3 separate regions of the Homo sapiens genome follow, and regions 1 and 3 are each linked to region 2. A link is a loop called in an ENCODE intact Hi-C map of the cell type or tissue named here. Cell type or tissue: A673. All regions are shown on one strand. Each heading gives the region's core, and the rest is flanking DNA. Links, peaks and the distances in the headings are about the cores only.

Region 1 (8,415 bases), core at 1,130-6,129, 82 kb before region 2:
TCTTTTTTTCTTTTGTAAGTTCAGAGAAACAAGTGCAGAATGTGAAGGTTTGCTACATAGGTATACATGTGCCATGGTGTTTTGCTGTACCTAGCAACCCATCATCTAGGTTTTAAGCCCCTCATGCATTAGCTATTTGTCCTAATGCTCTCCCTCCCCTCTCCCCCCAGCCCCTGACTGGCCCTGGTGTGTGTTGTTCCCCTCCCTGTGTCCATGTGTTCTTGTTGTATAGGTCCCACTTATGAGTGAGAACACGTAGTGTTTAATTTTCTGTTCCTGTGTTAGTTTGCTGAGGATGGTGGCTTCCAGCTTCATCCATGTCCCTGCAAAGAACATGATTTCATTCCTTTTTTATGGGTGCATAGTATTCCATGGTGTATACGTACCACATTTCTTTATCCAGTCTATCATAGATAGGCATCTGGGTTGGTCCCATGTCTTTGCTATTGGAAATAGTGATGCAATAAACACACATGTGCATATGTCTTTGCAGTAGAATGATTTATATTCCTTTGGGTATATACTCAGTAATGGGATTGCTGGGTCAAATGATATTTCTGGTTCTAGATCCTTGAGAAATCACCACACTGTCTTCCACAATGGTTGAAATAATTGACATTCCCACCAACAGTGTAAAAGCATTCCTATTTCTCCACAGCCTCGCCAGCATCTATTGTTTCTTGACTTTTTGATAATCTCCATTCTGGCTGCCTGCCTCAGTTTTCTTATCTGTTAAATGAAAATAAGAGCTATACCACCAGAAAGGGTTATCATTAAATTAGTACCTTTAAAGCACTTAGTACAGCATTTGCCACACAATAGTCATTTAAATAAATGTTAGCAACTTAAGAACAATTGTCAATGTTACTAGTGCTTTGTTACTATTTGGTATTATTCATAATTATTATTACTAATAATTTGATTTTGCTGAGCCATGGCTATATTGTCAGAAGAGACTGACTGAAATGTACTTACTGATTAATTTCGATCTAGTTAGTATGTTAAAGACGTGTTCATTTAAAGAGAAAGCCATTTTGTGTTTTTGGATGTGATTCCAGAAAGCACGTATAGGAAGCTGTTTTAGGGAAAAAACTCGGTTGTGGGCTGGAGAAATAATTAAATTAATTATTTAATTAAAACATACAATCTCAAGGGTGGTAGGAAGCTAAAGGGTAATTTTGGGTAACATTCTCCCCTTACTCCAACCAGATGCCAGGTGACCTTCAACTATTCTTAAATGTCTCTCATGTTGGGGAGCTTAATACCTACCAAGGTAGCTATTATGCTTAGAAATTTAGTTTTATATGGAACCAAAATATGTCTTTCTGTAACTTCAACATGTTGATAATAAACTCACAGATAACCCTAAACAAGCTTTAACAGTGAATTTTCCGTGTAGTGAAATGATGGGGATCACAACTTCTAATGGATTTATTTTGGAATTTAAAAGAAATTGGTAAGAGCCCAAAGCGTATAAAACCAAGAATTCATTATGCAGGCTTTGTGGGTATTTGAGAAGATTTATGTATTCATTATCATGTGTGCTTTCCTGCAAATTAAACAATCTAAAATAAAAGGAAAGCTTAATGATTTTTCTCAAGAAAAAATGTCTAAAGCTAGAATTCTAAAATGGCTCCTTTAAAGTTCAGATGGAAGCTCTTTCATAGTTTCATGCTCCAACTGGGGAGGGGAATGGGGGAAGGAAGCACTGGGAAACACTTTCGCTGAGGTAGAAAGCTCATAGCTCACCTTCTGAGGACATCTGCTTCTCCATAACTGAACCACTTTCTGCACAGTAGTGAACACTCAGAAGTATTTAGAAATTGACTCAATGGCTGGGCGCGACGGCTCACGCCTGTAATCCCAGCACTTTCGGAGGCTGAGGCAGGCAGATCACTTGAGGTCAGGAGTTCGAGACCAGCCTGGCCAACATGGTGAAACCCCATCTCTGCTAAAAATACAAAAATTACTGGGCATGGTGGTGGGTGCTCGTAATCCCAGCTACTCGGGAGGCTGAGGCAGGAGAATCACTTGAACTTGGGAGGCAGAGGTTGCAGGGAGCTGAGATCATGCCACTGCACTCCAGCCTGGGCAATGGAGGGAGACCCCATCTCAAAAAAAAAAAAAAAAAAAAAAAAGGAAAGAGAAAAGGAAAAAGAAATTGAGTCAAATGGCAACCCTGGTAAATGAGGAGCTCTGTGAGTCACTAATAAAACCACTCACTAGGACTTAACAAAATCTCTCCATACTGCATATCGTATCAGGCATGTTGACCTATCACATCACTGAAAAAGCAGGGTTTCTTTGCATAAAGATTAACTAATGTATTTGGTATTTGATTTTCAGTCTCTAGCACAGAAGCTGGCAAGTAGCTGGTGTTAAATAGTGCTCAGGTGGCTGAATGAGTGAAAATCCATCCCTGGGAGCCACAGGAAGAAATGCTTAGTCCCTCTAATGTCTTGTTACTTCGGTAGCTGCTCAAATATTGGAGGACTGAGACTTACTCTTCTGGCTTCTTCCTCCTCTCTACAATCATCACTTGTCTCTAGCCCAGGCTAACTATGCCCAGTTCTAGCAATCAACTTCAAATCCCTTCATCTAAGAAATTTCCAAATGTGCCTTTGCTCATTTGTTTCTTTGTTGTTGTTGCTTTAAATGGATTTAGGAGGATACACGTGCAGTTTTGTTACATGGATATATTGTGAAGTGGAGAAGTCTGGGCTTTTAGTGTAACCATCACCCAAATAGTGAATATTGTACCTATTAAGTAATTTCTCATTCCTCATCCCTCTCCTACCCTCCCACCCTCCCAAGTCTCCAGTGTCTACTATTCCACTCTGTATGTCCACATGCACACATTATTTAGCTCCTACTTATCAGTGAGAACATGTGGTAGTTGACTTTCTAAGTTATTTCACTTAACACAATGGCTTCCAGTTGCAACCATATTGTTGTAAAAGACATGATTTCATTCTTTTTTGGCTAATATTCCATATCTATATTTATCTATAGACAGAAATATCTCTACATCTCTCTATATGTATCACATTTTCTTTACCCAATCATTTGTTGCCCACACTATTCATAGAGGTCACGGTGAACTCATATCTGGCATATCTGAGTAACCTTCTTTAAAAGTATGCTTTCCAAATTGCAAATCACAACCCAAAAGTGGATTGTGAAATCAAATCAATTTATGATCACTAATTTTCCCTTCCTTCCTTCCTTCCTTCCTTCCTTCCTTCCTTCCTTCCTTCCTTCCTTCCTTCCTTCCTTCCTTCCCTCCCTCCTTCCCTCCCTCCTTCCTTTCTCTCTCTGTCTCTCTCTCTCTTTCCTTTCTTTCAGATGTAGCCTTGCTGTGTCACCCAGGCTGGAGTGCAGTGGCACTATCTTGGCTCACTGCAACCTCTGCCTCACAGGTTCAAGCGATTCTTCTTCCTCAGCCTCCCGAGTAGCTGGGACTACAGGCACAGGCTACAATGCCAGGCTATTTTTTTGTATTTTAGTAGAGATGGGGTTTCACCACGTTGGCTAGGCTCATCTTGAACTCATGACCTCATGTGATCTTCTTGCCTTGGACTCCCAAAGTGCTGGGATTATAGGCATAAGCCACTGTACCCAGCCCATAGTTTTCTTTAAAAAATAAAATAGAAACTTCAGAGGATAATGCACACAGTAAGAGTATTATTTCATGAAACATTTATGTCAATTGTTTAATTATGTGTGCCTATGTATCGTTATATATACATTAATATTATATATATACACATATGTATAAAATACACATTTTATACATATTTGTCGTACACCACACACAAACAAGGCGCCCCACACAGATTGTGCAGAACTTGTTATAGGTATTAGCCTCTACTCACCTGTTTGTCTTGTCACCTTTGTGTAGGGGTTAAACTGTATTGACATAAGTGGTGGCTTTGTGTATGTGTGTCCTCTGTTTTAAAATAAATATAATTATTTTTTTAACATTTGATATTAATATTGGCCGATTAGAGAGGGTTAGGATGGAAGGTGAGGGCATCACAATCATGCCACATAAGTTTTTCTTTGGCCTTTTAAGGTAAATCACTTGTAATTTCATAGGTACGTATTTTAAAATGTAACCAGCACTGAGTGAATTGTTAAGGATTATTGATTTGATATTTAAATTAGTGTTTTAGTAAAATTGATTAAGGATTTAATTTGGTATTATACCAGGAAGACTAGGTCACACAGCTTCTACTGCACAGGCAGAGAGGTGGAATCCTCCCAGTTTGGGGGCAAGATGCTTTTTAAAAAGCCACTGAATCCTCAGTGTTTTCTTTAATTGGTCATAGTTGTTAAATCCTACTATTCCTACTTTTAATGATAAATTTAATTTAGGTTTACCATTATCCCTTCTATTTGTTGCAGATAATTTTGTTAACTCTTGGTGACACATAATTTGCACTCTGACTATATTTTGGCCTAATATTTTGTAATAATTAGGCTTTAAGACATATGGACACTTAAATCATCTGTATTCCTATTGCTAAAGCATATGCAAACATAATTCTTCCCACACGTACATTTTGCTTTTATAGTCACATTCTTTCTAACCAGCGGTTCTGTTTACCACTGGAAATTGAGAGTGATTGGAATGAATGAGACATAAGATGGTTCACCCTTTCTAAGTGAACTACAGTCTGAAAAGTTTGAGATCTGCTTATTTAACAGATGAAAAGACAGGTCCAGGGAAATGAACTGACTAATCAAAATTAGCAATGGGACTTGGAAAATTCCAGTCTCCAGATTCACTCTCTGCCACCAAATCATACTAACTCCAGCAACATCCAGAAAACAGGGCCTGACCCAGAGCAGAGGCCTCATAAATGTGTGCTTAGTTGCTTTAGTTGCGATTAGATTGGACAGTATAAAACTACAGATCTGTTAGGTCACAAACTGTCAAATATTGACATTTTTCATACAGTTCAACCTAAATCATTTTATTTTAATAACTCTGCCTATGCCACTCTGAGGTTTTGCTTTTCACATGAGGAGCATGATAGTATATTTGTTAAGAGGGCATATTTTTTAAGACTTGAGCCAAACCGCTCAGGTTCAAGACCCAAGTCTTAAACTGATTGGTCATGTGTCCCTGAGCAGATTAGATTACTTAGCTTCTCTGTCTCTCAGTGTCCTCATAGGGGAAAAGGGTATTACACAAGTGTTTGCTTTTAATATTATTATTACTAGAACTCAACATACATACTAATTAGCCAGATGGCCTGACCAAGTTAGGGCAACTTTATGCACCTGTTCTGAAATGCATTTTTTAGATACAAAAAAAAAAGAGAAAGATACAGAGATTCTGCAATGTCTTTTCTTGGCAAGATTGGCTATTTATTTGTTTGACTGACATTTGGCTTTATTGTTTACAATGGTTGTCTCAAAAGTCCTATTTTTCTCTGCTGACAGCGCTGGTTAATAAATAAAACAGAGGCCAAAACATCCTAGCAACAGAAATCAACTGTGTGTATGATTTGTTGCTCTGTTTTAATTTCATCTATTTTTGAAAATGTAGTTGCTCTCTAAAGTGCCTGTTTCTTCTCTAGAGCATTGCCCTAAAGAATAAGAAGAAGAAGAAAAAAAAAGCATCCAAACTTGAAGAACAGCTTTGATCAGCTCATAATGCACAGTGAAGACAATAATTTAAGGGTGAATCAGAGTGCAGCAAAGTGATTCCAATGAAACCTGATGCTGGCTAATTACTTCTCTATAGATGGCAGTGTTCAGTTTACTGAGCATCTGTGCATGACAGAATTTGGGACACTGTGGGTGGTACAATTCCAAGATATCTACACAATCTGAAAAGCAAAATATTCCAACTACAAGTATCATTTTATTAGGTGAAATAAACTATGTATACAAAAATCTCATTTTGTAATTAAGCCATAGGCCACACTGTAGAGCCCCAAAAACCACACCTGTTTGGATAAAAGCAAACAAATCATACCATGGAAGCTGTACCTGTTTGGAATGGGACTTAGAACAAAAGGGTTTAGAAGACAGATGCTACTGTGATGCTGCAAAAGATTATTTACCTCCCAGATTTTAGGTGTGAAGCTGTAATAAAGTTAATACAACTCTTTTATCAGATGAATTATTTTTAGAATTACTTTTTCACTACATTCTCATAATGTCCTACTGAAAACAAACATTCTCATAAAGAAAAAGTGAGTGGAGGAGAAAAGCAATTAATCAGACAAAAAAAGATAAAGTATGTTGAGAAATGAACTTTCATATTGATTGGTTCTATTTTTTAAAATTATGCTTTAATTAATGGCATACATTTTCATGCTCTCTTGGAGCTATACTTTTTCTCCATTTCTGCTGAATCTGAAAGATATGTTTCTACTTAAAACACATCTCAAATATATTCGGTGGCAAGGCACATCAAAGTCCATACGATTATAAACACAGATTGGAAAAGGATAGCAAATAGAACTATATGCTTGGTCCATAGTTAACTCTAGATAATTGTTAAATGAATAATTAAGAAACAATAAATAGGCCGGGTGTGGTGGCTCACGCCTGTAATCCCAGCACTTTGGGAGGCCAAGGCAGGTGGATAACGAGGTCAGGAGATCGAGACCATCTTGGTTAACACTGTGAAACCCCAATTCTACTAAAAATAGAAAAAATTAGCTGAGTGTGGTGGTGGGTGCCTGTAAAAGGGTTAGTTGAACTGGTTCCTGAGGTTTTCTTCTGTACTTGCAATTTTCCTGTCTTCTCCACTTATTCTTTTGGTGATGCTGCCTTACATAATCTTCTTTTCTTCTTCTTCTCTTTAATACCTGTGCCCCCTTGCTCTCCTCCCTCTCCTCTCAGATCCATATTCAGAGAGGAACCCCAGAGGGAAACAATTAAGAGATGAGAGGATGGCATTGGATAGCTTATGAAACAGGGTTAGTGATGATGCCAATTCTCTTCCTCCTGATCCTTCTGTGAGAAAAGGAGGTTTAGAACAAGTTCAGATTCCAAGGGTCTGTGTTTTCCAGGGGGAGTTAAACATGCACCATCACAAATTATAAACTGCTGCTCTTTATCTACAACCAGCCACCATTACAATGTTTACCCAAACCCACATCAGCAACCACTCACTGTCCACAGTAATGCTGACATTTACCAATTTAGGCTTCTGGAGATAATATGATGTGCAGTACACAGCCAAGATTTTTTTTTTCTAGTTCTTATGTTGAAAAAGAGGGGCAGGCTTCTCTTTGGGGGCTGCTCCCCAAAGACACACACTAGTCACTAGCAAACCACTGGCATTATTGTCCAAATGAAATGTACCTGTCTAGCACACTCAGCTGAGCGGGCTGTGATTTGATAAATACATTAGGGAGAAAAGCTTCGAAATAATTTGAATTTAGTTCCAATTTCCTCTGCCTCAAAACAGCAGGAGATACAGTCAGACGGAGAAGCTGTGCTCTGTACAATAAGGGACAGAATTCTAAGTCACCAACTATCACCAAAGTTGTCATAATCTTCCTCATTTCTCTAAAATTTGCTCTACTCAGAGATTCTCCATCCACCCAAATCCTAGGCATCATATCCTAATTACCAAGTGTTGTCAAGCCGACTTCCTACACACCTCTCATATTCACCAGCTCCTCTCCCATCATAGCTGCATGATGATGGGTCCTTGTTGTCTGCCATCTGGACCATGAAAGTAACTGTCTTGCTTTATTCCTATCCATCTTCTGCCATCAAGGTGAACTTTTAACACACAAATCCTGCTCAACATCTTTTAAATGTTGCCTACTGTTGGTGACAGTGAAGTCCAAAGTGCTGGGGGATAAGCAGAGCTCAGTTAAGTGTGCATGATGGTTCAAATGGTTCTATTTATATTATTTTATTATTTATATGATTGTTTTCTCCTTGTATTAGTTCTTCTCTCTTTTTTTAAGGATTGTAGGCATCTTGAGGAAAGAGAGACATTCACAAAGCTGAAGGGCTTCACTGTGCCCCCATTTGAATTCTATGATTCAAATTATCTTAACTGGACCCACCACTGATGGGTTAAGATAATTTGAATCACAGAATCTTTACAGTATTTTGTAATAATCTGAAAAGTGGCCATAAGAATCTTTTGTGCTATGCAGAACTTCACTGGTGTCAAAGTACTTAAAAAGAGGTGTTAATAATAAATTATGCATTTTTATTTTTCATAAGCCTCTAAATTCTACTAATCGTTTCTATGGATAAATTGTTAACAGAAACATGTTACTTAGCAGATAATTAAAAAGAACATTAAGCATACTCAAGACATAAAGAAAAATATGCATTGGAGCCTTAAATCATATAATACTTCTGTGATATTAATCAGTAAGGAAAAAGAAAGATAACTCAATAGAAAAAATGACCGAGAGATTTGAT
Region 2 (8,415 bases), core at 1,803-6,802:
GCCTCAAGACTATCTAGTCCACATTTATTGAACATCTACAATGTGCCAGGGGCTGTGTCATGTCATGTACTGAAATCAATAAAAATAAGACTTGGGTTTGGTATGAAGAAGATCACAGCCTTATGTAGCCATTTTTGAGATGTATAAATGAATAATCCTATGAAGCACTTATGATGTTTCTGAAATTCTTTCCTCATAAGGTTTACTGGGAATCCTATAATCCCACCATTTGAGATTCACTGTTTTGGTCTTAAACTTAGTAGATATACTGTGAAAATCTCGATATAGTTAGTTAAAATAATGCTTTGCCTGTTTCCTAACATTCAACCTCAGTGTGAACTCCTTCATCTGATTTCTTTCACTGAAGGACAGACAAGAAAGAGCATGAGGACACTAGACCCCTAGGTACCATAGAGTGTGAGGAGGGACCAGAATTGTGGGAAATGTACTTGAGGTCAGCTTTTATCTGGCAGGAGTTGCACAATGTTACAGAGTTGAGGAGATGGGATGATGACCAGAAGGCCAATGCCCATTCCTCTTAGAGTTGAAGCTCATTCTTAGAGCCTTGAGCACTGGGACTGTTGGTGGCACTGTCAAAGAAGGCAGGACCACTTGCTTTGTGTCAGGCACCATGATGGGTGCTCTATACCCCTTGGCACATTTAACCCCCATAACAATCCTTTGAAGCAGGAGTCATTGGCTCCATTTTATAAATAAGAAGACTCAGTTTGGGGAAGCTAAGTACTTGTCCAAAGTTTGCACATCTAGTTGATAGTAAAGCAGGGTTCAAGCCTCTTGCTGGTTCCAAAGCCATACTTTTTCATCTTCTTAACCTTTGAGAAATAAAGGAATCCAGTTACCCTCAAAAGGCAGGTACTACTTCAAGGGAAATACTTTTGAATGCAAGTCCATTTGAGGACCAGCCTCGTGCCGTATCAGAGGAAGACAATTTCAAAGTGAGAACAAATTTCATTTCCAACATTTTCAAGAGCAGAAACAAAGATTGTTTATAGGATCCTCTGAGATTTGATAAAAAAATTCCATCCTTTGCAGGAATGCTTTCTCCCAAGCCCTCTAAATGCCTGCAGATGGTCAGCTGGCTCCTGCTTGAGTAACTACAATGCAGTGACACAAGGCCTTTTCACTCCACCCACAGTGCTTAGCACAGTGAACAGACACATTAAGTCCTCAGTAACATCAGAAAATGGAGACTGAGTAAGGTTGAGTGACTTGTTCAAGATCAGTTAGGCGATACATGGTTTAGTATTTAAAACTAAACCTGTTACGAACTCTTGCTTTTAGATGATGCCTCTTTTGGTTCTAATGGCATTTTCTAGGGCAACACAAATAAGTCTACCTTCATTTCTGCAGAATGGTCTTGCAAGTGCTTTATCAACAAAAACAACAGCAGCAGCAGCAACAACAACAAAAATAACAGCCAACATTTATCAAATCCTTCCAGGTGCGAAATGTTACACTAAACACCACATGTATTATCAATTTCTCCTCATAACAGCCCTATACGTAGACACAGTCATCATTTTATTGATAAGAAAACTGAGGCACAGAGAAGTTAAATAAATTGCCGAAATTCACAATTACAAACAACAGAGTCAGGATGCAGACTCACTTTTTTTTCTTTATGTGCACTTTTATTTTTACATTGTAGAGAAAGTAATGACTTCTAAAAAGAGTATGTAAATGAGTATAATATAAGCCCATCAGACCAAAAAAATATTAGAACGTATTTAAAAGAATCAGGATTTCTATAAAACAATAAACACCTAGATCATACATTCTTTTGGACCAAATGGCAAGTGCATATACATACAAGGCAAGTACTGGCACATCAGACGTATCAAAAACACCTTCTTTGATGCAATCGCTTAGGAATTGTAAAAAATAAGTATCATTCAGCATCTGGATGCTAATAATAAAAGCGATAGAGGCTAAATAAACAGGGCCGTTACTCTACTCCCTTTCCTATTTCCTATTTTTAGGAATTCAAGTTTATTCAAAAGGTTTATATATAATCCCAAAACTGCTATTTCTCTTCTTCTATAATTTCAGAATGATAGCTTTACACAACTTTAAAGCTTGAGCTTCTTCTGAATTCCCAAAGTGTTTCTGTGCTCCTTTACAAATGGGCCACATCTTCAAGGGTCAGCTTTACCTGTGTAAGGTCTGCAAGACCATTCTCTCTCAGATACGAGGAACACTGAAGAATACATCATTCATTCCATAGAGGCCCTTAATTATGTGGAAACTGAATGCGCTCTCCTAGGATTCTCTAAAATGCTTTCTGTTCAATCTGTTACAGATGGGCCAATGGCCCAAGAAGTATAACCTTTCATTTTCATAATTTCATAAGCACTGGCAATCACTTCTTTGTGGACATTTTCCCCCTTGCTCTAGATCTTGATCAATTCCTTTATCTGAGTTTAGATCCTTCAGAGGGACACCAGCAATGTTCACTCCACTCCACACAGGAACACTTGAGTCCCCATGCTCTCCAAAGATCCACCCATGGCAGCTTCCAGAGTGGATTCCAAGCACTTGCACAGTCAAGAAATGGAAATGGGCAGTGTCCAGATTACAGCCATTTCCAATAATATGGGTTTTGAAAAATGTACTCAATTTCTAAGCTACATAAATTAAGATATCCACTGGACTGGAAACTATCAATTTGCAGCAGGACTATATTGAGTAATATTAGACATCATTAATTTAACGATGGCCACATTTAGACTGACTAAATTAAAGTGTTTCACCTTTTTCCTGGCATGCACCTGATGTGATAATCACTAGGTTGGAGTTTGCAGAGATGAGATAATCTTTGCTGGAAGCACTATCTGGCAGTTTTAGGAAAAGACTGCCATGTTTAAGATCCATTGTCTCACACCCTTCAATTCACCATTATCAACAGCTACAAAGGCAACTTCATCCCTCAAGTCTTTTAATAACATGGTGATTGCACGGGCCATGCTAACTGATCCAGTTCTTATAATGGAGACCTTACTGTGGTGAATAACCTCCTCTGAAGCAAAATTCTCAATAAATTCATTCTGGATAGTTACCATCACGTAACCAGAGGTGGGAAGGTTGGTTAAGGGCCAGCTGACCCTGTGATGTGCGTTCTCTGTTGGTGACACAGATTTATCCTGGGGCCAAGAAAATTTACTCCCATAGTGCCTACGCTCCAGCTGGACCACAGAACTCCTGCAGCCCACCTTGGGGATACACACACAAGAGGTGGATGGAGCAGAGAATGGAAGAAAGTGGTGGGCAAGCTGCAGGTTGAGCTTGCTGGGGCAAGCCGAAAGAACCTGTTTGAATGTTCAGTGCCTTTCACTTTACTTCAGCTATTGCAGTTACCAAGCAAGGCCATGCTTAGCTCCCTGCACACAGGCCTCATGGGGGCCTCTGGAAAGTGCTTCTGATGTCTGCTCAGATTAAAGCAGTAAAAAGGCTTCTTCTTTAGCTCTGTGTGAATCCTGGAGAATACAAACAAGTATTCTCTTCAATATCTGACATGGATAAGAGGCCAACCCAGATCTCTGGAATTACTCATTTCCTGTTTTTAGTAGGTATGCCAAGTCGGACCCACTCTGGCTCCTGAGCCTATAGCTTAAGCATCACTGTGTCTAATTCCCTCTCTTTCTCTCTCCTTCTTTGGGACATTTCACTTTGCCCTTCACCCTCTAATATATCATGTCCAGGAACCTTAATCCTATTCTGTGGCTTCTTGATATCTTTATAAAAATGCAGCAACTAGAGTGGAACATATAGCTTAGATAGAGTCTAACCAGTGTGGAGACAGAAGGATGTCTCCTTCCCACATTCCAGGACTACATTTCCGTAAATAGGCTCCAGCCTATTAGCCTATTGGCAGCATCATCAGATGGCTACCTAAAACCACAAGATCTTCTTTTAAGGAGCTGTTGCCATATGTCTCCATTCTAAACTGGTACAATTAATTTTGGAACCTGTATTTTCCCAGACTGTCTGTCTTAGCAGAGAATTTTGTATGCCTGGTAAATGTAAGTAGTTAATAAGTATTTATAGGATTTGTGTCAATATTTTGCTACCTTATGGCTACTTACTAGCTTAATGCCTCTGAACCTCAGTTTTTTTTCACTGGAAAATGGGAAAATAGTATATTCCCTGGTAGTGCTACAGGAGGTTCATATGAGATAATACATGCAGTGTAAGGTGATGTTATTATCACAGAGAATCTAGGTTTGAATTCCACACTAGAAAGGTAATTATAACTACTAAACCCATAATCACAGAAACCACAGCCTACAGGTCCTATAACTATCCCAAACATAAGATTATATGCCCAGATTTCAATCAGAAAACATTTTACAATTCCTTTCCCCCAAAGGATGTTCAACGTTTGCTTTCATTGCCCTCTAGTGGTTGCTATACAAAAGATATAACTACATTTTGTTTGTTTCTCATTTTGATTTTTGAGATGTCAGACACAATATCTTATAAATATTCTTCAAGTTTGGTTAGGTTACACACATTCCTGTCAGCTGGAAACCTTTAAATAATCAGCCTATAGGGACAGTACCTAACATTGTGTCCTGCGCAATACAGGTGTATACTGCCCATGCATTGTTGGCCATGCATTTATTTTACTAGATCTTTACTCAGAATCTACTGACTTAAAATAGTAATCTAGCTTCATTCATTCATTATATATTTATAAGATATATTATATGTCAGGTAAACAAGACAAGCATTGTCCTGGCTTACAATAGAGTAAGGAAAATGGAGTACTAAACATGTCTTTAAAAATTAACATGGTAAGTGCTGTCATAGGAAGAGTATGGGATATACAAAGCACATTAAGAGGGGTACCTAACTTGGAGGTGCTTCTGTGTGTTTTTGGAAGGTGAAGTGGGAATGGCAAGAGAAGGCATTTAGAGAATATAACAATCTAAGATTTGAAGGATGAATAGAATAGAAGAGTTATTCAGAAGAAGGTGGGGTGGGGAAAGTTTTCAGGAGAGGATACAATGTCAGATATAGTTACATGACAGAGAAAAGACTGACTTTTAGAGATATGGCTGGACAAGTTAAGAGAAGCTATATCGAGGAATTGAGACTTTATTTGGATGGTTAAGTTATAACCAATGGACTCTGAAAAAAGTATGAATGTATGCCTTTAATTTTAATTTCTGATTTTAAAACTTTTATTATTTAAAGGGAAGTCTTAGGCTGGGTGAGGTGGTTCACACCTGTGATCCCAGTGCTTTGAGAGGCTGAGGTGGGAGGACTGCTTGAGGCCAAGAGTTGAAAAACAGCCTGGGCAACATGGTGAGACCCAGTATCTTAGAAATATTTTAAAAATTAGCTGTGTATGGTGATGCATGTTCATAGTCCTAGCTATTTGAGAAGTTGAGGTGAGAGGATTGCGTGAGCCCAGGAGCTCAAAGGTTTAGTGAGCTATGATTGTGCTACTGCACAATCTAGCAGCAGTGAGACCCTGTCTCTAATTAAAAAATAAATAAATAAAATAAAGGGAAGTCTTTATTCATAACTAACATACGTTTAGTCATAACTAATAAAAAATTAATTGTTCAAAAACCCTTCAGTGCATCCTTTTTATCACACAAAGTTCTCTCAAACACATACATTCCTAGCATATTGGAGCTGGAAGGGCCTTTAAAGATCCTGAGTCTCCGTCTTTTCACTTTACAGAGGAGTGAGAAGATCAGGAGTTTGTTCAGGTTGTCCTGAGTAACTGAATTGTTGCTCCTGGGAGCTATTTGCTTTTCCTAGCCTAGCCCAGTGCTTAAACTCCTCATCCCGTTTATTCAGAGGCCAAATAGTCTCCTGCATCTGGTGTCTTGTTGGTCTGGGCTGTTGATAATTCTTGAGCACTCCTGCTTTTCAAAACTTCTGCATTGGACTTCATGTTCTTCCTTTGTGGCCTGATGAAAAAATCGTTTATCTTAGACTTGCAGTGAGGATCTGGGAAGGTCTTTCCATTACCAAGGAAAACATGAATCCTCCTCAGAATACCTGGTGAGGTTTTGCCTTTTCTATGGAACTCCCTTGCCTCACTGTACTTTTCTTATAGTATAATTCGGGGTGGACCTGCTTATTACTTCTGTTAGACTATAAGCATCCCAAGGACATGACACATGGCTTAGTCATCATTACATTCCACATAGCAAGGTGACATAAACACAGAAGCCCCTATCAAGTTCGTTGTAGACAGGGATGAGAGGATACATGAATAAACAGAGGAATGGAGTGGAATATCTTATTTCCTGACAGGAGGTTTAAATCTATGTTAGTAAGGGTATGAAAGCTATATATATTTTTTCCTTCAGGGAAAGATGGTGAGCCACCCAAGGTGAAAAGAGAATCTCTGACAAGCAAGCAAAAATTAAGGTTGTACTCTTTGTCATAAGAAATGACTATGAATATGAACGTAAAAAGACATTAGAGAAGAAAAGTCAGGAAAAGGGGAAAGATAAATTTGGGTAGCATAAGAGACTGCCCAAAGGACTTTAAAACCAGAGATACCTGACGTTCATTTTTAAGTTTTTACATGTTTATGCAAATCCACTGCCATCTTTTTGAGGCATAAGTCCTGTCTGCTACACACAAAGGAGATGCTAAGGAACACTTGCTTGCCTTTATGTTAGAAACAGAAACAGTGTGATTTTTTCTGATGTTCTCAATTACAGAGTCTACTGACTCAGGTCTATATGTGCCTGATGATGATCACGAGCCCCATCAACAAAGGGAGTTCCCGCTCAGCATGGAGGCAGACCCTCCGCCAAATGAAAGAAAAATGTAGGCCAGGTGTAGTGGCTCACACCTGTAATCCCAGCACTTTGGGAGGCTGAGGCAGGTGGATCACCTGAGGTCAGGAGTTCGAGACCAGCCTGGCCAACATGGTGAAACCCCATCTCTACTGAAAATACAAAAACTAGCTGGGCATTGTGGTACATGCCTGTAACCCCAGCTAACTGGGAGGCTGAGGCAGGAGAATTGCTTGGACCTGGGAGGCTGAGGTTGCAGTGATCCAAGATCATGCCACTATACTCCAGCCTGGGAGACAGAGCAAGACTCTATCTCAAAAAAAAAAAAAAAAAAAAAAAGAAGAAAAGAAAAAGAAAAGAAAAAGAAAAGAAAAATATAGTCTTCATTCTTCTTAATTCTATCATAAATCTGAGAGTAGAATAATAAAAGTACATGAAAAACTACCCATAGCTTAGTATAGTTTATGTTACACACAAAACCTGAGAGATATAGGCAATAAATGTTCCTGGAATATGTTTTACAGCAACATTGGTCCATCAGGAAAGTTTCCCTCCAGGAAAGATTCTGAACATAGAGAAATAACAAGAAATCAAATTATAAGGAAGATTAACTATTGACCTTTTCCTGACCCCTCTATTTCTCCCCTTCAAGCAGGAGAATTATAGGTCAGTCCAACGTTGAAGAAGGAGTAACATTTCTCATTTTGAGCTTTCTCAAGAAATCTTGGCTATCAGAGCTCCCAGCTGATTCCTAGTGGTTTCTTATGTTTAAATACAGGACCCTCACAATAATAATAATAATAATAAACAAAGTCACAAATGTTACTTTCAGGTTTGAATTCCACTTGAATTCATTGAGTTATATTTTAAAAAGCTATCATTATGATAACCAGTTTTAATACTGTGATCAAATACAATCACTAGTATGAAAACTGGGCAAAAGGCCACATTCCACTAGTGTCTCCAGTTCAATGCAAAATCTTTTACTGCCATCTTGTGGATTTTTAGGAAATAATCCCAGTCACTACATATTATTTATTGTCTTACGGGAACAATAGGTTCATAGGCCAGTTTATGAAAATAACTGAAAAAAAGTATAAGAAAAGAGCAGCTAAATAGTCAGGTTTCCATCTAACATTATCACTTTGTATTCTCTACTAAGCATCTCTGAGGCTTGGTTTCTTCATAAAAAGTTGTTATTATAATAATACCATCCCCTGCCTGTCTCAAGGTTGCCATAAGAATAAAAATTTTAAATTGCTCCATAAATCAAAAGTACTATTCAGAAACAACCAATTATTATCAATGCTATCAGCCACATTATTAGAATGACGATACCTAAGCATTTCATATGTAACAAGGTAAACTATGGTTCAGGCTGAAAAGTCCAGACCTTGGTACCTGCTTTCAGAGTGATTTGTCTCATCTTTTATGGCTTTCAGGGCAAGAAAATGGATGTTTCAAATGAAAATATTCCCTGGAGATAGTTGTTCCTGGGGCAGAAAATACTGTGGGCCTGACAACTGAGGAAGGGAATATTTCCTTTTTTACTGATTCACTGATGAGCAAGTGAGCCCCGACATTTGAAAAGCACAGCAAATATGTAGTATAGGAACAGCTTTTTCCA
Region 3 (8,415 bases), core at 1,581-6,580, 69 kb before region 2:
AGAGGTCATGAAATCCTGTCAGTTTTACTGCAGAAATATCTCTTCAATCCATTGTCTTCTTTTTCTATGCCCTAAGCACCCTACTTTATATCTCTGTCTCTTTCTCTCTCTTTCACTTACAATGTACATAACAGTGGGCAGGCCATTTTTTTTTTTTTTTTTTTTATGACAGGGTCTCACTTTGTCACCCAGGTTGGAGTACAGTGATGTAAACACAGTTCACACTACAATTTCGACTTCCTGGGTTTAAGGGATCCTCCCACCTCAGTCCCCCAAGTAGCTGAGACTACAGGTGCATGCCAACACACCCAGCTAATTTTTGCATTTTCTGTAGAGATGGCATTTCACTATGTTGCCCAGGCTGGTCTTAAACTCCTGAGCTCAAGAAATCTGCCTGCCTCATCCTCCCAATGTGGGGAGATTACAGGCATGAGTGACTGCTCCTAGCCATGGACAGGCTACTTCATCTTCTCAGTGCTTCAGTTTTCTCATCTATAAATTGTAGACAAAAAATAGCATGCACCTCAGAGGGTTGCTATGGGGATTACACGAATGAAAACAGGTAAAGGGCAGTGAATGTTCAATAAAGGTTGGCTATATTTATTACGTACTGGGTATGTCAATGGGTCTTCAGCATCTATTCCTACTTCTTTCTATGGGATTTCCTGACTACAGAGGCTGGAAAATGAAAAACTACATTTCTCAGACTCCCTTGCAGCTAGGGTTCACAATGCAAATTGGGTTTCCACGGTTAGATGCCCTAACTGGATGTGAAAGCTGAAGTAAGAGAGAGACCATCTTCCTGTTATCTTTCTACTGTCAACCAAGCTTATCCAGAATTGAATGTTGAGAGGCAGTTCTGTGGTAGTGGATAATATAACTGCTTTCTAATCCTTTTCCCCTTCTCTCTAGATTTCAAGTATTGCAGTGTGTTCTTGACTTTGATCCAGCAGCTGCCTCCTAATTCCCACTCCTTCAATTATTCAGCAATACTACAAACACTTAATTCCCTGAATTAAATTTCTTTCTTCTTAAACTACATAGGATAGTTTCTATTTCCCATATGCACTCTGATTAAATCATATGGTGACCTGTGGTCCTACACATAAGTACAGGGCAGAGATACAAACCAAGTACTGCACTATAGGAATATAAATTATAAGGTATTGCTTTTTGGCAAATCTGTGAACTCATTTCCCATATTAAATATGAAAGTCAACATCACCACCCTTTGTTATTAAGGACCTACACTTACATATATTCACTTTACGTAGCCACATACCAGAGAGTGATTTACAGTATGTTCTAGAAAACAGACAATTTAGTCCTCACCCAGAGATCATCTGCTTTCAGAATTCTGGAAATCCTCAGCAGTCTTTTAGTGTTTGGATCCGTTACCACTTCAATTTCATAGCTGAAAATACTGACACAGAAAATGCCTCATGAATGTTTATGATTCACCACTTCTGGGAGTCTAGGACACCTGCTTGGCACAAGGCTTTGGTATAAACAAGGGTTTCAGGAAGTTTTTTATTCTACCTACACAGAAGCTAAAACTGTGTTAAGTTAGCTGCCCAGACCTGCCCTGTAGTCATCAGATTTTGTTATGAAGTAAAATGATTAATTTCCAGAACCTTTCATGTTGAGGGAAAAATAATTCACTTTCCATACTTAGCAGTTTAATCCAGCGTGGCTCCAAGCCAGCTGTCTTCTTAGGATGCTGCAATACTCATACCTGTCATCAGCAATTAGCGAAAGCAACCAAAAATACGAATCTCAGTTCTCAAACTCTGGATACTGACACTCATGATTGGTTCCCATGCATCGCGATCAACTCATCTGCTCATCCTGAGGTTCTTTTTACAGGATTTAAACCCCTCATATATTCTCAGTGTTTGTGATGCATTCTGTAGAATAAAAACCTGGCCAAATGCTGTGAAAACAAATTTTGTTGGTTGTGTTCTTTATACAGCAAGAAGTGGCCAAAGTTTGAAAAAAATTAGAAAACTATGCAACACTATCCTTGAACTAAATTTATAAAATTGCATTGATTTAGCTTTCTTCTGTTCTACTCTAATCCTTCCACCTCTGTTTTTGATTTCAAAACCTCCCTGTCTCTTTCAAGATTTTACTCTCTCAATTATTCCTTTACTCTTTCATTTTATCTCCAACTTCTTCCTCTGTCCTAGCTCCTTCCCCTCAACAATTAAATATACTCAAGTCTTTCCTTTCTTAAAAGCCTGTAGCTGAGCACAGTGGCTGTAATCCCAGCGCTTTGAGAGGCTGAGGCAGATGGATCACAAGGTCAGGAGTTCGAGACCAGCCTGGCCAATATGGTGAAACCCCGTCTCTACTAAAAATATAAAAATTAGCCTGGCGTGGTGGCATGCACCTGTAGTCCCAGCTACTCAGGATGCTGAGATAGGAGAACTGCTTGAACCCAGGAGGCAGAGGTTGCAGTGAGCCAAGATCATGCCACTGCACTCCAGCCTGGGTGTCAGAGTGAGACGCTGCCTTAAAAAAAAAAAAATTTTTGCAATCTACTCATCTGACAAAGGGCTAATATCCAGAATCTACAAAGAACTCAAACAAATTTAGAAGAAAAAAACAACTCCATCAAAAAGTGGACAAAGGATATGAACAGACACTTCTCAAAAGAAGACATTTATGCAGCCAACAGACACATGAAAAAATGCTCACCATCACGTTCATCAGAGAAATGCAAATCAAAATCACAATGAGTTACCATCTCACACCAGTTAGGATGGCCATCATTAAAAAGTCAGGAAACAACAGGTGCTGGAGAGGATGTGGAGAAATAGGAACACTTTTACACTGTTGGTGGGACTATAAACTAGTTCAACCATTGTGGAAGACAGTGTGGCGATTCCCCAGGGATCTAGAACTAGAAATACCATTTGACCCAGCCATCCCATTACTAGGTATATACCCAAAGGATTATAAATCATGCTGCTATAAAGACATATGCACACGTATGTTTATTGCGGCACTATTCACAATAGCAAAGACTTGGAACCAACTCAAATGTCCAACAATGATAGACTGGATTAGGAAAATGTGGCACATATACACCATGGAATACTATGCAGCCATCAAAAATGATGAGTTCATGTCCTTTGTAGGGACATGGATGAAGCTGGAAACCATCATTCTCAGCAAACCATTGCAAGGACAAAAAACCAAACACCGCACGTTCTCACTTATAGGTGGGAATTGAACAATGAGAACACATGGACACAGGAAGGGGAACATCACACATCAGGGCCTGTTGTGGGGTGGGGGGAGCGGGGAGGGATAGCATTAGGAGATATACCTAATGTAAATGACGAGTTACTGGGTGCAGCACACCAAAATGGCACATGTATACATATGTAACAAACCTGCACGTTGTGCACATGTACCCTAGAACTTAAAGTATAATAAAAAAAAAGTTTGTAATACTACACTCCCTTCAGTTTTTCTTTCAAAGCAGCTCCTTATAACTTTATTTCTTAGATTGGAATTAGGTGACATATTACTAAGGTCCATAAGTTCTTCACAAGAAGATTAAGCTTCTGTTTGCATTTTCATGATTATCTTGAACAATAATATAAACACATTTTAGATCATCTGGGTGCCTGCCCTAAAACCAAGCAGTACCATAAGATTTCTTATCTCTTACCTTTGTATGTATGAATGCGTCAATACCAAATGGTACTGATTTAATTTTCTTGAGCCAAGAAGAAAAGAAAATTGATGGACATATAATAACCTTAAACAGTACCTTGGAATATTATACAAATGAGGAGAAGTGGTGGGAGGTTGGAGTGAGTCATAACATAGCACATGAAAGTAGAAGTATATCAAACTCAAAATTACCTGCAGCCAGTATCATACTTCATGTGGAGAACTGTTATGTAGTTTTGGTAGAATAACATAAGCAATTACATTAAATTAATATTGTAAGTTTGATTTTAATTTGCTTTAAAATCTTCCTTCCTTCCTTCCTTCCTTCCTTCCTTCCTTCCTTCCTTCCTTCCTTCCTGCCTTCCTTCCTGCCTTCCTTCCTGCCTTCCTTCCTGTCTCTCTCTCTCTCTCTCTTTTTTGACAGGGTCTGGCTCTGTCACTTAGGCTGGAGTGCAGTGGTACAATTCTGGCTCACTGCAACCGCCTCCCAGGCTCAAGCCATCCTCCCACCTCAGCCTTTCCAGTAGCTGGGACTACAGGTGGACGCCAACACACCTTGCTAATTACTTGTGTATTTTTGTAGAGATGGGGTTTCGCCATGTTGCTGGGCTCAAGCTATCCACCCTCAAGTGATCCATCCTGGGCTCAAACTATCCACACATCTTGGCCTTCCAAAGTGTTGGGATTACAGGCATGAGCCACCGCACCCGGTTTTGAATTTTCTTTATATTTATTTTATAAGCATATTTAGTTTTTATGGTTGTATTAGTGCTGCAAGTATAGATGTTTCATATGAAGTTTCTGTTTATATATATTATATATTTAAGTAATATAAACAAAAATTCTAAGCCAACCTGAGTTTACTCAAGGATTCTTTTCCTTTCTTATTTGAATTTTATTTTACAAACACTCATATAGAGCTTTCTATATACCAGATATTAAGTACTAACTCCTTGTAATAATCATATGACATAGGTATTGTTATTAGCTCCACTGTGCTGTGGAGAAGATTGAGGCACTTATAGAAATTAATAACCCATGATCACACAACAAGTAAGTGGTACAGTTGGGATTTAACAGGCAATCTGGCTTGAGAATCCCCATCTTTAATCATATAAAATGCTGCTTTCCTTTAGATAGATTCTGTATGTACTCTGTCAAGGTTTGAAAAATACCACTTTAGGAAATATGGTCTACCCTTGATACATATTCACGAGGGCTCTGTTCTTAGCTTTCTTCCCTTTACACTTGACATGTTCTCCCAGGACGATATCACTGATTACTACAGTTCTAACTATCAACCACACCTTGACTAGTTCCAGATCTCTAACTGTGGATTAGACCTGTATTCTGTTCTCAGGATGCATATAATCAACTGGACATTTTCATCTGCAACTTTCAGAGACACCTCATGTTCAACCTAGTTTAAATAAAGCCAAGCTTTCCCTTTCCCTGACTCCACTCTTACTCTAATAAGCCTGCTTTTTCTACTGTATTAGCCCTCCTGTTTAATGGTCCCACTTCCTACTCAAAATGCTCACTGTTTAGTGAAGAAGAGAGATAAACAGTCATTACAGTGAGTACATGACAATCACAGGGATATGTCCAAAATGCCATTCAGCTCAGAAAGAAACATGACTCTGCCTGAGGTAGAAGGGTCAAGGAAGGCTTCACTAAGAAGACAATGTTTAAACTGATTCACAGTAATGCCTGCTTACATTTAGAAAAGGAACTCTCATCTTTGTCCATTAGTATATAGTTTAAGGGTATCTTTTATGTGCACTATTTATATTGGCGGTAGAAAATAGAAATGTATGATAATTTTTCACTTTAGCTCCAAAATGAAATCTCTACTACTTTGTTCCCCTCCATTTCCCAGAAAAGCAGAAGTAGCAATTTTACAAGCTTTTTTTGCCATTTGAAATGAAATAAATGAAAGATAATATTTTCCGTACTCTTTTAAAAGATCAATTTATCTCTAAAACATTTTTCATACTCTAACATTTTATGGGAAAAATTCTACATAGATTTTGGTCAATTATATCAGTTTTGACTGACTCTGAGGCAGCTGCAGTATGTAGTTCATTAGTGGTCATGGCTCCCCATATGGCTTTTGTGGGTTGACCATCATAGGCAATAGGTCCTTCTAGACTTGTGCAGGTACCACATTGGAATTCTAGCAGCACAACACAGATGAGAGATGGCAGTGATGATTAGCATGGAGAGCCATAGAATCAGGTCACAGTTGCCAGAGAGGCAACCTTTTTGCCTTTCTTTTTGAAGATGTTCATCCTGATAGCGTCTCCTTCAGAAATAATTTTATTGCATAAAAGAGATGTCCATTCAAACTGCTCAAGCTAAAGTGATAATTTCCTTGTCAGGATACAGGGGTCATTTCTAGGAACCCAAGAAAAAGATGCAAATCCTGGCTTTGAAACAGTCTAGAAACAGCAACCACAAGGCCTAGGAATAAAGGGAGTTTTTCAGTTATGATCTGTGCCATTTGTCTCTCTCTTGGTTATACTGTCTCCTCTTGTTTCTTCCTGTGTCAGTTTCCCTCTTCCTTCTCTCTGCCAACCCACTTTCTCTGCACACAGAGCCCCCACCCAGCAGCTGTATTTCCAGCCTGCACCCCAGCTGTATGCCATCTTTGAGTTTAAGCACTAACAGAGAGAAATGCATCTCTAAGATGCAATTTCAAATCCTGAGGGGGTCTGATGAGTTCCTTTTGGTTCACATCTAGCTATGCACAGCGAAGTAAGATTATTTCTTAGAAATGTGTATGTAGGGACCTACACTGGGGAAAATTGGCAGATACCTTCAAATTGTCTCCTATGGGTATGTTTGTAAACACTGAAGTTTTGTTTCAAAGAGAGAACAGCCACAAAGCCTGACCTCATAAGATAAAATAAGTGAAGCGTTTTCTCTGCTTCCTAAGAATTATGCTGTTACTAATCAAAAAGACTGCCCTAATTACAGCCACCTGTGCCATTGAATAAACATAATTCTTCAGGATCAGGTTGTTATGAACTAATTTGATACATGTTACCTTTCACTTTTAGGGAGGGGGAACTCTGATTAATGCTAAGGTAAACTCATGGACAAAGACTAAAAGGGGTCACAAGAAAAAACGCTCAAGCTTGTCTTTACTCTAGTTCTTAAGTTAAAGCATCAAGAGGAACCCCCAAGATTCCCATCTGAAGCAGCTCACTGGCCCTAGGATTTAAGGCTAAAAGTCGTGTAGGATAAAGAATATGGGTTTTTCTAGTGGTGTTCATGGGAAGTCCCTCTGGCAGTTTAGTTGTTATTCTGTGACTGAGGCTAATGACCACGTATAATACTATCGACAAGTATGAGGAATGTTTTCTTAACATTCTGAATACCTGAATTGCACTGAAATCCAATATAGTTAAAGAGCAGAGTCTTCTGGTTAATCAAATATTGAGATAAGAATTACCAAATGTAGAATAATAGGACTTTTCGATTAGATAATTATGCAGTTCAGTTACCTTTAGACTCTACTCTGAGGTGCCATAGAAGCAATAGAGAGAGGCTCTACTCCTTGCTGTACCCTACATTCATCTCTACTTTCATCTGTTCTACATATAGACATTTCAAATAATGTGCCATTTGAACAAATGGTTCCATGACATTATAGATATATGAAATAAATATGCTTGCCTATGAAAACTGCTGATGTACTTCAGTCTTCTCAAGAGAAAACTGAGAGCCCCAAAAAAGTTAAATTTCCAACACTGATCAAAACATATAGAATAAAAAATAAAGAACACACTAAATATGATTATTTTTTCAATAATAATTTAAAAGGTACCTTTAGGACTTATTGTCCCAGAGTTATAGACCTCCTAACTTACAGTCCAGATATGGAGTAGACAGAGTTAGTTTATTTCTTTATGCATTTAACAAACATTTATTGACCACTCCCCGTGTATCAGATATTTTACTAGGCACTAGAGGTTCAACAGTGAGCAAAACAAGATAAACTCTCTGTCCTCACTGAACTTCTCTTCTAATGAGAGAGACAGAAAAATATGTTAGATAAGTAAAATATATATTGATAGTGTTCAATGTAAAAAGTCAGAATACAAAGCAGAGAAGTGGGATATAAAGTATATGTATACTGTGGAGGCAGAAAAGTTCTCATGTGGAAGCTAACTTTTTAATAAAGTTTGAAGAAAGGTGGTTATGCAGATACTTTCAGAAATAACATTCTTGGCTAGAGAACAGCAAGGACCTGAGCTGGAAGTGTGCCCAGTGTGTTAGAGGAACACTAGGAAGCCAGTAGGAATACAGCAGAAACAGTAGAGGAAGAGTAGCTAGAAACGAAGTCAGAGAGTAAATGGGAAATGGGAGAGAAATATATAGGAGCTTAGAGGTCAATATTAAGGACTTTGGCTTTTGCTCTGGGTGGGATAGGAGAAGTTTAGAGTAGAAGAATAAGATAATCTAACTTACATTTGTGTTGACAACAGATTGAAGGGAGAAAGAACATAACCAAGGTGACCATTAGGAGTCAGTTGCATTAACCCAGGTAATGAATGATAGTTATATGGACTAGGATAGAAAAATGAGGATGCTAAGAAATAGTCAAGCCCTGGATATAAATCTAAGGTGTAGCTGATCAAATTTGCTTATGGATCAAATGTGAAGATGAGAGAAAGGGAGAAGTTAAGGATGACATCAAGTTTTTTGGCCTCAGCAACTGGA

The links. Hi-C counts contacts between places; a loop is a spot of excess contacts. Peaks named below come from ENCODE experiments on the same cell type or tissue, not always from the same donor. Only the 100,000 strongest peaks of a DNase experiment are listed, where the experiment ranks them.
Region 1: a loop joins it to region 2, with 10 times the contacts of the local background. A loop is called at or near these places in 10 of 110 quality-filtered maps.
Region 3: it touches region 2 in a loop (8-fold over the local background); 3 of 110 quality-filtered maps call a loop at or near these places.

What each region holds. Positions count from the first base shown.
Region 1 is chr11:83,731,127-83,739,541 of GRCh38, forward strand. All of the region lies in intron 18 of DLG2 (discs large MAGUK scaffold protein 2), which reads right to left. Among named protein-coding and RNA genes, the nearest start is that of DLG2-AS2, 98 kb to the left of the region's middle. In A673, for the core only: a CTCF peak has its summit at 5,751; DNase peaks (open chromatin) are centred at 2,505, 3,135, 3,245, 5,745 and 2 weaker places; H3K4me3 peaks cover 263 bases; H3K27ac peaks cover 5,000 bases.
Region 2 is chr11:83,812,366-83,820,780 of GRCh38, forward strand. All of the region lies in intron 17 of DLG2 (discs large MAGUK scaffold protein 2), which reads right to left. It also overlaps the pseudogene LDHAL6DP. Among named protein-coding and RNA genes, the nearest start is that of DLG2-AS2, 180 kb to the left of the region's middle. In A673, for the core only: a CTCF peak has its summit at 4,426 (motif pointing left); DNase peaks (open chromatin) are centred at 3,636 and 4,386; H3K27ac peaks cover 4,837 bases.
Region 3 is chr11:83,743,285-83,751,699 of GRCh38, forward strand. All of the region lies in intron 18 of DLG2 (discs large MAGUK scaffold protein 2), which reads right to left. Among named protein-coding and RNA genes, the nearest start is that of DLG2-AS2, 110 kb to the left of the region's middle. In A673, for the core only: no CTCF peak of the experiment used is centred there; DNase peaks (open chromatin) are centred at 3,847, 4,127, 5,027, 6,297 and 2 weaker places; H3K4me3 peaks cover 2,421 bases; H3K27ac peaks cover 4,948 bases.